Linked DNA regions of Homo sapiens: region 2 is linked to region 1. Evidence: read pairs that join two places in POLR2A ChIA-PET (ENCODE). Cell type or tissue: HepG2. All regions are shown on one strand. Each heading gives the region's core, and the rest is flanking DNA. Links, peaks and the distances in the headings are about the cores only. Region 1 has its middle 13 kb from the start of PLPP1. Region 2 overlaps DDX4 (DEAD-box helicase 4).

Region 1 (5,386 bases), core at 282-5,281:
CTAGAATTAGATACAAATATTTTGTCATTCATTATAACATAATATCAATAAACCATTTGTTAAAAGATTTGCCTGGTTTCCAGAGTTGGTGGCCACCTTGAATAATTCTTGCTGTGGTCTGGGAAGGACAATGAAATTTATTCCTGCTGCCTTAAAAATATGTATCCCTTCTTCATGCATCATAACTGTCCCCAGTGAGTGTCCTTTACTATTCCTGAGAGTGACTCCTGTCTAACTTTTCATACTGGTGAGAAGAAAAGGAGCCTATTTTAACACTTCAGTGGTGTTGAAACACATTACTTACTTTCTGAAGATGTCTCAGTGAATCCTCAGTATGATAATGAATGCGTCTTCCTTCTAAGTACTGCCCAAGCACTTGCCAGCTCCTCTCGCATTGTCCCTTCATGTGAATATTTTTTGGTTACTTTAGTGGAAATATAGACAAGTGTCCTCCCCATCCTCTCAAACATAATGAGATTGTTTAGTTTGTAGGTTTATATAATGAAAATGCCCAGTCAGATCTATGAATCGTCGGTACATTATATTGCCTCTGAGCACTTTAGAATGTAGAGTTGCAATTGAATGGCCATTTGTGGAGATGGGGTGCATATCATATGTAGATAAAGCTCAGGTCTCCTGGGGAACCAGTTATAGAGAAAAATAAGTCTGATACGAGGAAAATTGCACGATTTAGAGTATTTCTGCCATAGAGAAAATTTCCACAAACTAGGAAACGTAGAGAGTTAAAGTTATTCTAAAGAATACCCAAAAGAGGAAAGTCTGTGCTTTTTTGGAAAAAGGAAAATCTCCAAACTTCTTTCTTCACTTCCCTCTGTGTTTAACTGACCCTCCAATGTGATCATTGCCTTTGGAGTTTTGGAGAAGTACAGGAAGTGGCCTGATCCCTGCTTCCATACTTCACTCCTCTATCTATCCTTCCCTCCCTCTTTCCTTCCAGCTAAATAGACAATTCTAGCCAACATTGAGTCACTCAGTAAGTCTCCAGTGTGTGTGTTTGCTGAGATTGTCTAGCAGTTGAGGGTCTGTGCTGGTTTAGGTGAGACCAAATAGAGATAAATATCTTTCCATGGTCTTTGAAACATAATGTTTATTTTGTGGTCAATGGCCTTAAAAAAATCTATTTCTGGTTTTCTTCAACAAACTCACTAGTTTTTCCCTTAAATGATTTTGTAAAAATTAAAATTATCTTGAAAATGTTTTGACAAAAGTAAAATTAAAGGGACATCTTTTCTTGGTTTTCCTTCTACTGCCACACAACTGTTCTTTCACCTTTAACCAAAGAGGGTGGTTTAGATGGTTTCCAAGATTCTAACCCGACCTCGCATTCTGTCATTCTACCCAGCTCTTAATTCAGTTTGCTTCCATTATCCTAACAGGCTTCTTACTTACTTAGACCTTGGAAATGCTGCTGTGTTTAATACCCTCCAATACTAACACAGACTTAAGATAGGTACTGTTTATTGAAAGCCTACTGAGTGAAATGTGCAGTTTTAGGACCTTTATAAACATCTCAATCTTTCTAGCATCCTATGAAATAGGCATGATTTCATGCTGATAAAAAAGAAGACAGGGGTCCCAGGGATGTGAAGCATCTTGCTCAGGCTTCGGCTGCTGGTGACCAGTGTAGCTGGGACTGCAGCCCAGGTTTTCCTAACTCAGAAGACTGAGCTTGTTCCTGGATGTTATTAATATCTACTTGTGTCCAAGCAACCAAGGGTCTTGAGTCTGCTTGATTCTGCTTGTGGTCTCACATCAAGAGTAACAGAGCTAGTCTAGGCATGGTGGAGCTAGTCCATGCCTGTAGTCCCAGTGCTTTGGGAGGCCATGATGGGAAGATTGCCAGAGGCCAGAAGTTCAAGACCAGCCTGGGCAACATCACAAGACTCCATCTCTACAGAAAAATAAAAAATTAGCCAAGCATGCTGGTGTACACTTGTGGTCCTAGTTGCTCAGGAGACTGAGGCAGGAGGATTGCTTGATCCTAGGAGTTCGAGGCTGCAGTGAGCTATGATTGCACCTCTGTACCCCAGCCTGGGTGACACAGCGAGACCCTGTCTCTTAAAAGAAAAGAAAAGAAAATAGCAGACTCACTAAAGTGATGTTCACCTTTTTATGACGTTCCTTTTTTTTTTTTTTCGTTTGCTTAAGCAAAGGAAGCTGCTAGAGGAGAGTCTTGTCTTGGTCTTCCTGCCTAAGAACTCCTTTATGAAAGGAATAAAAGACTGTCAAAGTAGGCTGGGCTTGCGTCCAGGCTAATCTGTGAAGGAGGCTAGCTCATGTTCCTTACCTACCCTTTGGGTGTCCACTGGGTCGTGCCCCTGGAGCGGCCTTTACCCTTGAGCCATGGTGCTCACACATAGGCTTTTGAGCTCCTTGGAGCTATCCAGACCCTGCTCACTTTTCTTTCCAGAGATCAGAACAAATCACTCCCTCACTCCTACTCCAAACAAGGTCTTGTTGATAAACTAGTCCTTTTCAAAGTGCTGGTAGGTAAACCAGCGATGATGGAGCATCAAACACAAGTTAACTCCTGACTTTTGTACCATTGTCTCTCTATTCCATTACATATTAACATGACTCTGAATACCTTCGCCCACCATCTGCTTGTTGTGCAACAGTTGAGGCAGTAACCAGGGGAGATTCACTTCCTGTCTTGTCCATCTCCAGGGATCACTCCCCTGCTGCTCTCCAGCAGCCAAGCTCAGGTGAGCTCCATTTTTACCCAAGATGTGACCCTCTCTTTGGTTGGGAAGGAGAAAGGTAAGAATAGCCATGAATGAGTAAGGATTCTTAAAGGGAGGTGCTGCTATGGTTTTTTTCTGCTATTTAAGATGTTGAGACAGGATAACTTTAGAAAGATGCATGCACAAACCCATAAATAGTGCTTTTATAAAATTTAGTTCACTGGAAACTGAGTTCAGTATTTGACATTAGCTTTTCTTTCAAAGTGTTTAAGACTGCTGGAGGTCTTTGCTCAAATAATAAATACTGCGTATTTCCAAATGTGTTACGGTATAGGCAGTAGTTACTATTTGTCTACTCCATGTTAGGCACATTACATGTATTGGCTAATCAAATCTTCATCAATTACCTGTGTAATAATCTCAATTAACTTGCCTCCTTGTATTATAAATGGAAATAATCCTGTTTATTTAAACGTATTTTTATGTATCAATAGGGATTAATCAGGAAATTCAAAGGGCCTTTTTTTTGTATCTTTCCCTAATTTGAGCTCCCTATTCTCATTAACAGATAAAACAACACATTTGCTTCAGCCTGGAATATTTGCTTTTGGTGCTTAGAGGCAGAGACAAGAAATGGGCACTCAGGGAGTCACACTGGTAGTTGCACACTGTATCTACAGAGGGCGTGTCTCATCTGTACTCTGCTGGGTTACAGGATGTCAGGAGGTATTTGTGTCCACCTGAGAATTCCGTTTATTACCTTCCATTTAACAGACAATGTCTTTCCTTTCTGCAGTTGATTTTGCTAGAGAGGCAATTCATAAGGTGAAGTCCTGTTCATAGTATGACTTGTTTTCTCACTATCCCCTTCCATTTTTAGTAACTCCTTGGTCTATTTGGTGTCTTTAAAAAAAAGAAGTTGGTAATGAAGACTTCTTTAAATATGGAAATGTGTGCTCTTTTATGGCATAGATATGAAATCCCTTCCTGTGGTAATAATTAGGTTATTCCCAGAAGCACAGGGTCATTCTTTTTTTTTTTTTTTGAGATGGAGTCTCGCTGTGTCGCCCAGGCTGGAGTGCAGTGGTGTGATCTCAGCCCACTGCAAGCTCCACCTCCCGGGTTCACGCCATTCTCCTGCCTTAGCCTCCCAAGTAGCCGGGACTACAGGAGCCCGCCACCATGCCTAGCTAATTTTTTGTATTTTTTTTTTTCAGTAGAGACGGGGTTTTACTGTGTTAGCCAGGATGATCTCGATCTCTTGACCTCGTGATCCGCCCACCTCGGCCTCCCAAAGTACTGGGATTACAAGCATGAGCCACCGCGCCCAGCCGCACAGGGTCATTCTTTAAATAAAAGCTTTCCTGTTTAAAGCTTTTCAAAGGAGCAGACCACCTTGAAGATTCCCCCTAGGGTTGATAGGTGTCTAATTCCTTTTATAAAATTATTATTGTTTTCATTTTAAAGCTTTGGCTATAAAGTCAGAAATGTCCTAAATAACAAAATATTTCATATTTAATTTAAAGAAAAGTAAAGAGAAGAAAAATGAAAACCCAGTCTTTATGTAAGCTCCAAGGATATTAGGGCTTAGAGGGCTTTTCTAGTTTTATGACAATTTATACTACTGATTTTTATATTATATATTATTGGGGTTTTGTTGTTGTTGTTTTGTTTTGTTTTTTTGAGATGGAGTCTCACTCTGTCACCCAGGCTGGAGTGCAGTGACGCGATCTCAGCTCACTGCAACCTCTGCCTCCTGGGTTCAAGCGATTCTCCTGCCTCAACCTGCTGAGTAGCTGGGACTACAGATGCGTGCCACCACACCTGGCTAACTTTTGTATTTTTAGTAGAGACAGGATTTCACCATGTTGTCCAGGATGGTCTTGATCTCCTAACCTCATGATCCACCTACCTTGGCCTCCCAAAGTGCTGGGATTACAGGCATGAGCCACTGCGCCCAGCCCTGTATTCTTGTTTTTGAGATGAGCAGATCTCCGGGAAAATTGTTGAGTTACAATGGCATTTTACTGTGATCCTTCTCAAGCTCAGATCATTTCTGTAACCCAATGACGACCTGTCTCTTTGGTGTACTGTCCTGTGAAATGTTAGCTCAATTTTCCCAGAAGTTGTGTGTTTGCCATGAGTCAGAGTGCTTTTCCTCAGTGGGACAGTTGCTGGCCCTCTTAATTTTGGTGTATGTGCTTCAAAGTATGTAAACCTCTAGTCTGATCTGTATATGATATCCTGTTAATTGTATTATTATTTTGATTATCTTGCTGGAAGGTTCATAATTTTCAATTTGATAGAAATAAAGTTTTTTTCTGCTTATAAAAAAATAAAATAAAATGCAGTTTTAGATTCAGTAGATTTGGAGTGGAATCTGAGAGTCTGCATTTCTCTTAATAATAGCCTCCGTTAATGCACACACTGCTAGTCCAGGGCACATTTTCGGAAGCAAAGCTCTAGAGCACACTATGGTGTCAGAGACCCTGTTTGAGAATCTGGGAAGGGCTACAGAGCCAGTTCATAGCAAAATATATAAACATGTAATTTATATGCAATTGCAAAGGATTTGCAGGGTCTCTGAACGCTATCCTTAGGCTCAAGGTTAATAAGACACAGACATCAACCTGGTTCTCATGCGAAAGTGACAGGAATCTTTGAATAATAATGTCCAACAT
Region 2 (5,386 bases), core at 204-5,203, 200 kb before region 1:
TCAAGACCAGCCGGGGCAACATGGTGAAACCCTAGCTTTACTAAAAATACAAAAAGTTAGCTAGGTGTGGTGGCATGAGCCTGTAGTCCCAGCTACTCGGGAGGCTGAGATGGGAGGTTCACTTCGCCTGGGAGGCAGAAGTTGAAGTGAGCTGAGATCACACCACTCACTCCAGCCTGGGTAACAGAATAAGACCGTCTCAAAAAATAAAAATAGAAAAGAAAATATAATAAAATATCATTATAAAATCTGACAAGTAATACATGAATAAATCAACACTGGTCAATACACACTATTGTATGCCAAGTTCCATATATTACAGTATATTCATCAATATTACAGAGTATTAGTGATTTAACACTAATCTTTGCTCTAGAAAAGTACTACAGAAATTTTTAAAATCTCTACTGCATTTATAGTGAAACCAATTAATGGTACTCTCATGTTTTAAAAAGGAATTCACTGGCCGGGCTCAGTGGCTCACACCTGTAATCCAAGCACTTTGGGGAGGCCAAGGTGGGCAGATCACCTGAGGTCAGCAGTTCAAGACCAGCCTGACCAACATGGAGAAACCCCATCTCTACTAAAAATACAAAATTAGCCTGGCATGGTGATGGGCGCCTGTAATCCCAGCTACTCAGGAGCCTAAGGCAGAAGAATCGCTTGAACCCAGGAGGCAGAGGTTGTGGTGAGCCGAGATCGTGCCACTGCACTCCAGCCTGGGCAACAAGAGCAAAACACTGTCTCACACCATCTCAAAAAAAAAGAAAAAAAAGGATTCACTGTAAAGTAAATTCACTTATGGACTGGAAACAATTTATATATGCAACCTGCCACTGCACTACAACTACAATGAAAAGGTATATCCTCAGCTGTAGCATCAGAATATTCATGGTTAATTTTAATCACATTTGTCACAGCAGTAGCTGAAGACTGTCTTTGCTCCCAAATACTAACTGTTCACTTTCCCTACTTTAGGCTAAAGAAAATCATTTACTATTAACACACATGCATTACATTAGCAGTGGTAGAATGACTGCCAGATTTAGAAAATTCAACTTATTATAAAATCAATAGCTGAATGCAGGTTAATTTTGGAACCTTCCAACATTTCTCTGGATAGCTCTAGATTAATGACAATTTGAGTAATTTTTTTCTCACTAACTCTTAGGGTGTCCTTATCATCATTAATCCACATCTTTATTTCTTCTCACGTAAACTTCCTTTAATTATGGCAAAAGTTCAGAATACGGCTCTGAAATTCTTGCACATGACAATCAGAATTTAATAATTTAAGAATGAAAGGAAATCTACAGATGATCTCTTAATCAACTAACTATATTACAACAGTTACAATGTTCCTTCAAATAAGTTCATTTAACTAAGTCCCAAACCTAGAGAGAATGCACCAAGGTAGGCTTCTTTAGGTAACATCTATTTGCTAAAATTTCTTTCTCAAAGACACTGACTTTTAAAACTACTTTTAAAAAGCTCAAGAGTCATCCAAACATTTTTCCGAGTCATCATTAAGGGCACAAAAATAACAACATACTTGAAATGACTTGGGGTTTTGGTAATTGCTACAGTAAAAAAAAGTTCCAGTTTATTACTACCACAGACATTAAAACAAGAACAATTATCCAATATTTTCTATTTAAAATCTGAAGACTTTTTTCTTGTTTGTAAGGCTCAAAGTACTATAGAGTGAATAGAGGCAAAAAAAAAAAAAAAAAGGCTGGTTTTACAAGTGTTATAAAACACTCTTACACTAAAGAACTGAAAAACTTATTATTAAGCTTCAAGCTATGGAACTTAATATCCCACATACATCCAACTTACAAATTCCAAGATGAATTTTGAAAAAATACATCAAAAATAATTTCCAACAGAATTTTATCATTAAAAAAGCTTAACTGGTTGGGCGCGGTGGCTCACGCCTGTAATTCCAGAACTTTGGGAAGCCGAGGCAGCCAGATCACCTGAGGTCAGGAGTTCAAGACCAGCCTGTCCAACATGGTGTAACCCCATCTCTACTAAAAATACAAAAATTAGCCAGGCATGGTGGCGGGCACCTGTAATCCCAGCTACTCAGGAGACTGAGGCAGGAGAATCGCCTGAACCCAGGAGGTGGAGCTTGAAGGGAGCCGAGATTGCGCCACTGCACTCCAGCCTAGGTGACAGAACAAGTCTCTGTCTCAAAAAAGAAAAGAAAGAGAGAGAAAAGGGGTCACAGCAGATGAAATTAAGTTAAAGATTTTGAGATGAGATTACCCTGGATTATCGGCATGAGTCCTAATTGCCATCACAAGTGTCCTTATAATAGAGAGGCAGAGGGAAATAACACAAAGACCCACAAAGGAGGTGCAATGTGAAGACAGAGCTAAGAGATATGCAGCCACAAGCCGAGGAATGCCCTTAGCCACTAGAAGCTAGAAGAAGCAAAGATTCTGTCCCAGAACCTCCAGAGGGAGGGCAGCGCTGCTGACACCTTGATTTTTAACTTCAGGCTTCCAGAACTATGAGAATAAATTTATGTTGCTTTAAGTTACCCAGTTTGTGTTAATTTGTTATAGCAGCCACAGAAAACTAACACATTGGCCTTCTTGTTGCCCTAATACCCCAAGTTTGTTCCCTCCTCCTTCTCAAAGGTTCCTTGAGAACCTTTGCACCTGATGTCCTGCTGGGACTCCTTTAAGTCTCAGGCTCATGAGTCACTGTCTGAGAGAAGCCTTCCCTCTCCAACTAAATCCACCCCACACCAGTCTCACACACACATTTCTCTAATTTTTTATAGTACTTTTCACTATAATTATTTGGTTCTCAAACGCGCTTATTCTGTCTTCTCCAGTAAAATACAATGTAACAGCAAGCACCTTATATTCACCACTCTCTCTCCAGCACCTACTAGAACTCAAAAATATGTTGAATGAATCATAGGTCTTGTCTTTAGCTTACCTCTTAAAATACTTAGCTGTAAACCATTATTATCTCTCAAACCACCCAAATGCACCAATTCAGAAATTTCGAATGTTTAACACATAAGTGTTCTCACATGCAGCTACAAATAATCCTTTTGCATTTTGATGAACACATTTTTTTCACCTGTATTCTTACTTTCAATTTTGTAATATCATATATATGTTTATTTTCTTATCTCAACAATTATTGCTAACATTGCTACTGCTGCTTAATAAAATTATAATTGTGGATGGTCTAATTACTCAATTACTGTTTCCACTTTAACCACAAGAGATTTTGCCTTCTGAAATGTGCCACAAAAATGGCAAATAGATCAGACAGAAGTGATCACTATACAGGCTTACATTCACGGTCAGTTAACAAGAGGCCTCACAGCTAGTAAGTAAGCAACGGAATTATCTAATACACTCACCATACCCATCCATTCTAACACTCACCCCAATAAGCCTGCAGGCAACGTGCAAATGCCTAATGGTTGAGATTTCTGGACTATATAATTGCCACATTATAAAATCTTTCTTAACTTCACATCTTTCGCTGTTCTATTCCCAGGTGGTACACTCACTTTAAAATTTAGAATTGAGAAGTTCTACCCAAAATTCTATCTGTTATACTAGAACAATGACAAATTATTTCAAAATTATATAAGCGTATGTCAACATTAAGTCTCCAAATAAAGCTCCTGAGAAGCACTCAGAAAAGGATGATCACAGATAAAGCCGCTATAAAAGAGAAGGCCAGCTTTTTCTTGAAAACCAAATTCAGTTAGAACAAATCAAAATGGTGTCTTTAAAAGAAACGGAATGAAAGACTTTAGATTTGTTCTACATAAAAATGTAATGTATTCATCTCTAGTTTCTGCACTTTTTTTTTTTTTCAGACAGAGTCTTGCTCCATTGCCCAGGCTGGAGTGCAGCTGCCCGGACTTGGCTCACTGCAGTCTCCACCTCCCAATTTCAAGAGATTCTCCTGCCTCAGCCTCCCAAGTAGCTGAGGCTACTGGCGTGTGCCACCACTCCCAGCTAATTTTTTGTATTTTTAGTAGAGAAGGGGTTTTGCTATGTTGGCCAGGCTGGTCTCGAACTCCTGGCCTCAAGTGATCTGGCTGTCTCAGCCTCCCAAAGTGCTGGGATTACAGGCATGAACCACCGCACCTGGCCATCCTGCACTTTTTATTCAACCTAGGAAGGCAAATAAAGATCCTGATTGCACCATGTTCCTTCGAGTCAACTAAGCATAGAACTAATGGCACAACCAGCACAACACCAGGTGTTAAGTTTGCAGACAAATGCAAAAGATACACTACAAATTCACCCAACACAAATGTATTAAGCATCATAAGGTAGACTGGTCAACATATTCAATTTAGTATTCCCAATGTGAAGAAACTATGTTATTGAATAGCATAAAGATCCCAAAAAGGGAAATTTGAAAGATTTGACAGTCATCCTTAATTTCAGAAACCCAATGCAATAAATATGCACAACACGCTATAGTGCAGTGTGCTGCTTAAACACTTCATGAAGACAAAAATCTCAAACTAAGAAAAAAGAAATTGGACAGATGGCTATTAAGACCAGGGGGAATAAAGTATCTATCTGTGAATTAAACTTTGTGTTATAACAAATCTATTGAGAACAAGGAGGAAAAAGAATGATAAAAAATGTCCTCTGAACAAGTAATTCCATTTTTGAAAAAAATTACCAAATTAAAACAAGTAAGATGTAAACATTAATGACAATACACAGTGAGAAGCTAACACCACTGAAATTCCCACAAAAGTTGTAATATGGAATAGTTAGTGCTGAAGTGTCAAGAAAGATGGATTCAAAAGTTACTGTTATATGGCTGGGTGTGGTGGCCCATGCCTGTAATCCCAGCACTTTGGGAGGCCAAAGTGGGAGGATCACCTGAGGTCAGGAGTTTGAGACCAGCCTGGCCAACATAGTGAAACCCTGTGTCTACTAAAAATACAAAAAAAAAAAAAAAAAAATTAGCGGGGCGTGGTGGCACACACGTGTAGTCCCAGCTACTTGGGAGGCTGAGGCAGGAAAATCGCTTGAACCTAGGAGGCAGAGGTTGCAGTGAGCTGAGACTGCACCACTGCACTCCAGCCTGGGCAATAGAGTGAGACTCCATCTCAAAAAAAAAAAAAAATTACTGTTATATACTATCATCAAAACTATATAAAACATGTTTGGGCTGGGCACGGTGGCTCATGACTGTAATCCAGCATTTTGGAAGGCCCAGGTGAGTGAATCACCTGAGATCAGGAGTTCAAGACCAGCCTGGCCAACATGGGGAAACCCCATCTCTACTAAAAATACAAAAATTAGCTGGGCGTGGTGGCATGCGCCTGTAGTCTCGCTGAGGGAGGTTGAGGCAGGAGAATTGCTTGAACCCAGAA

What was found. ChIA-PET counts read pairs that join two places held together with the same protein. Peaks named below come from ENCODE experiments on the same cell type or tissue, not always from the same donor. Only the 100,000 strongest peaks of a DNase experiment are listed, where the experiment ranks them.
Region 2: POLR2A ChIA-PET joins it to region 1 with 8 read pairs; 2 of 35 experiments call an interaction of 5 or more read pairs at or near these places.

Annotation. Positions count from the first base shown.
Region 1 is chr5:55,545,206-55,550,591 of GRCh38, reverse strand. No RefSeq gene overlaps it. Among named protein-coding and RNA genes, the nearest start is that of PLPP1, 13 kb to the right of the region's middle. In HepG2, for the core only: a CTCF peak has its summit at 3,394; DNase peaks (open chromatin) are centred at 2,611 and 3,401.
Region 2 is chr5:55,740,259-55,745,644 of GRCh38, reverse strand. All of the region lies in intron 2 of DDX4 (DEAD-box helicase 4), which reads right to left. Among named protein-coding and RNA genes, the nearest start is that of DDX4, 4.9 kb to the right of the region's middle. In HepG2, for the core only: no CTCF peak of the experiment used is centred there; no DNase peak of the experiment used is centred there.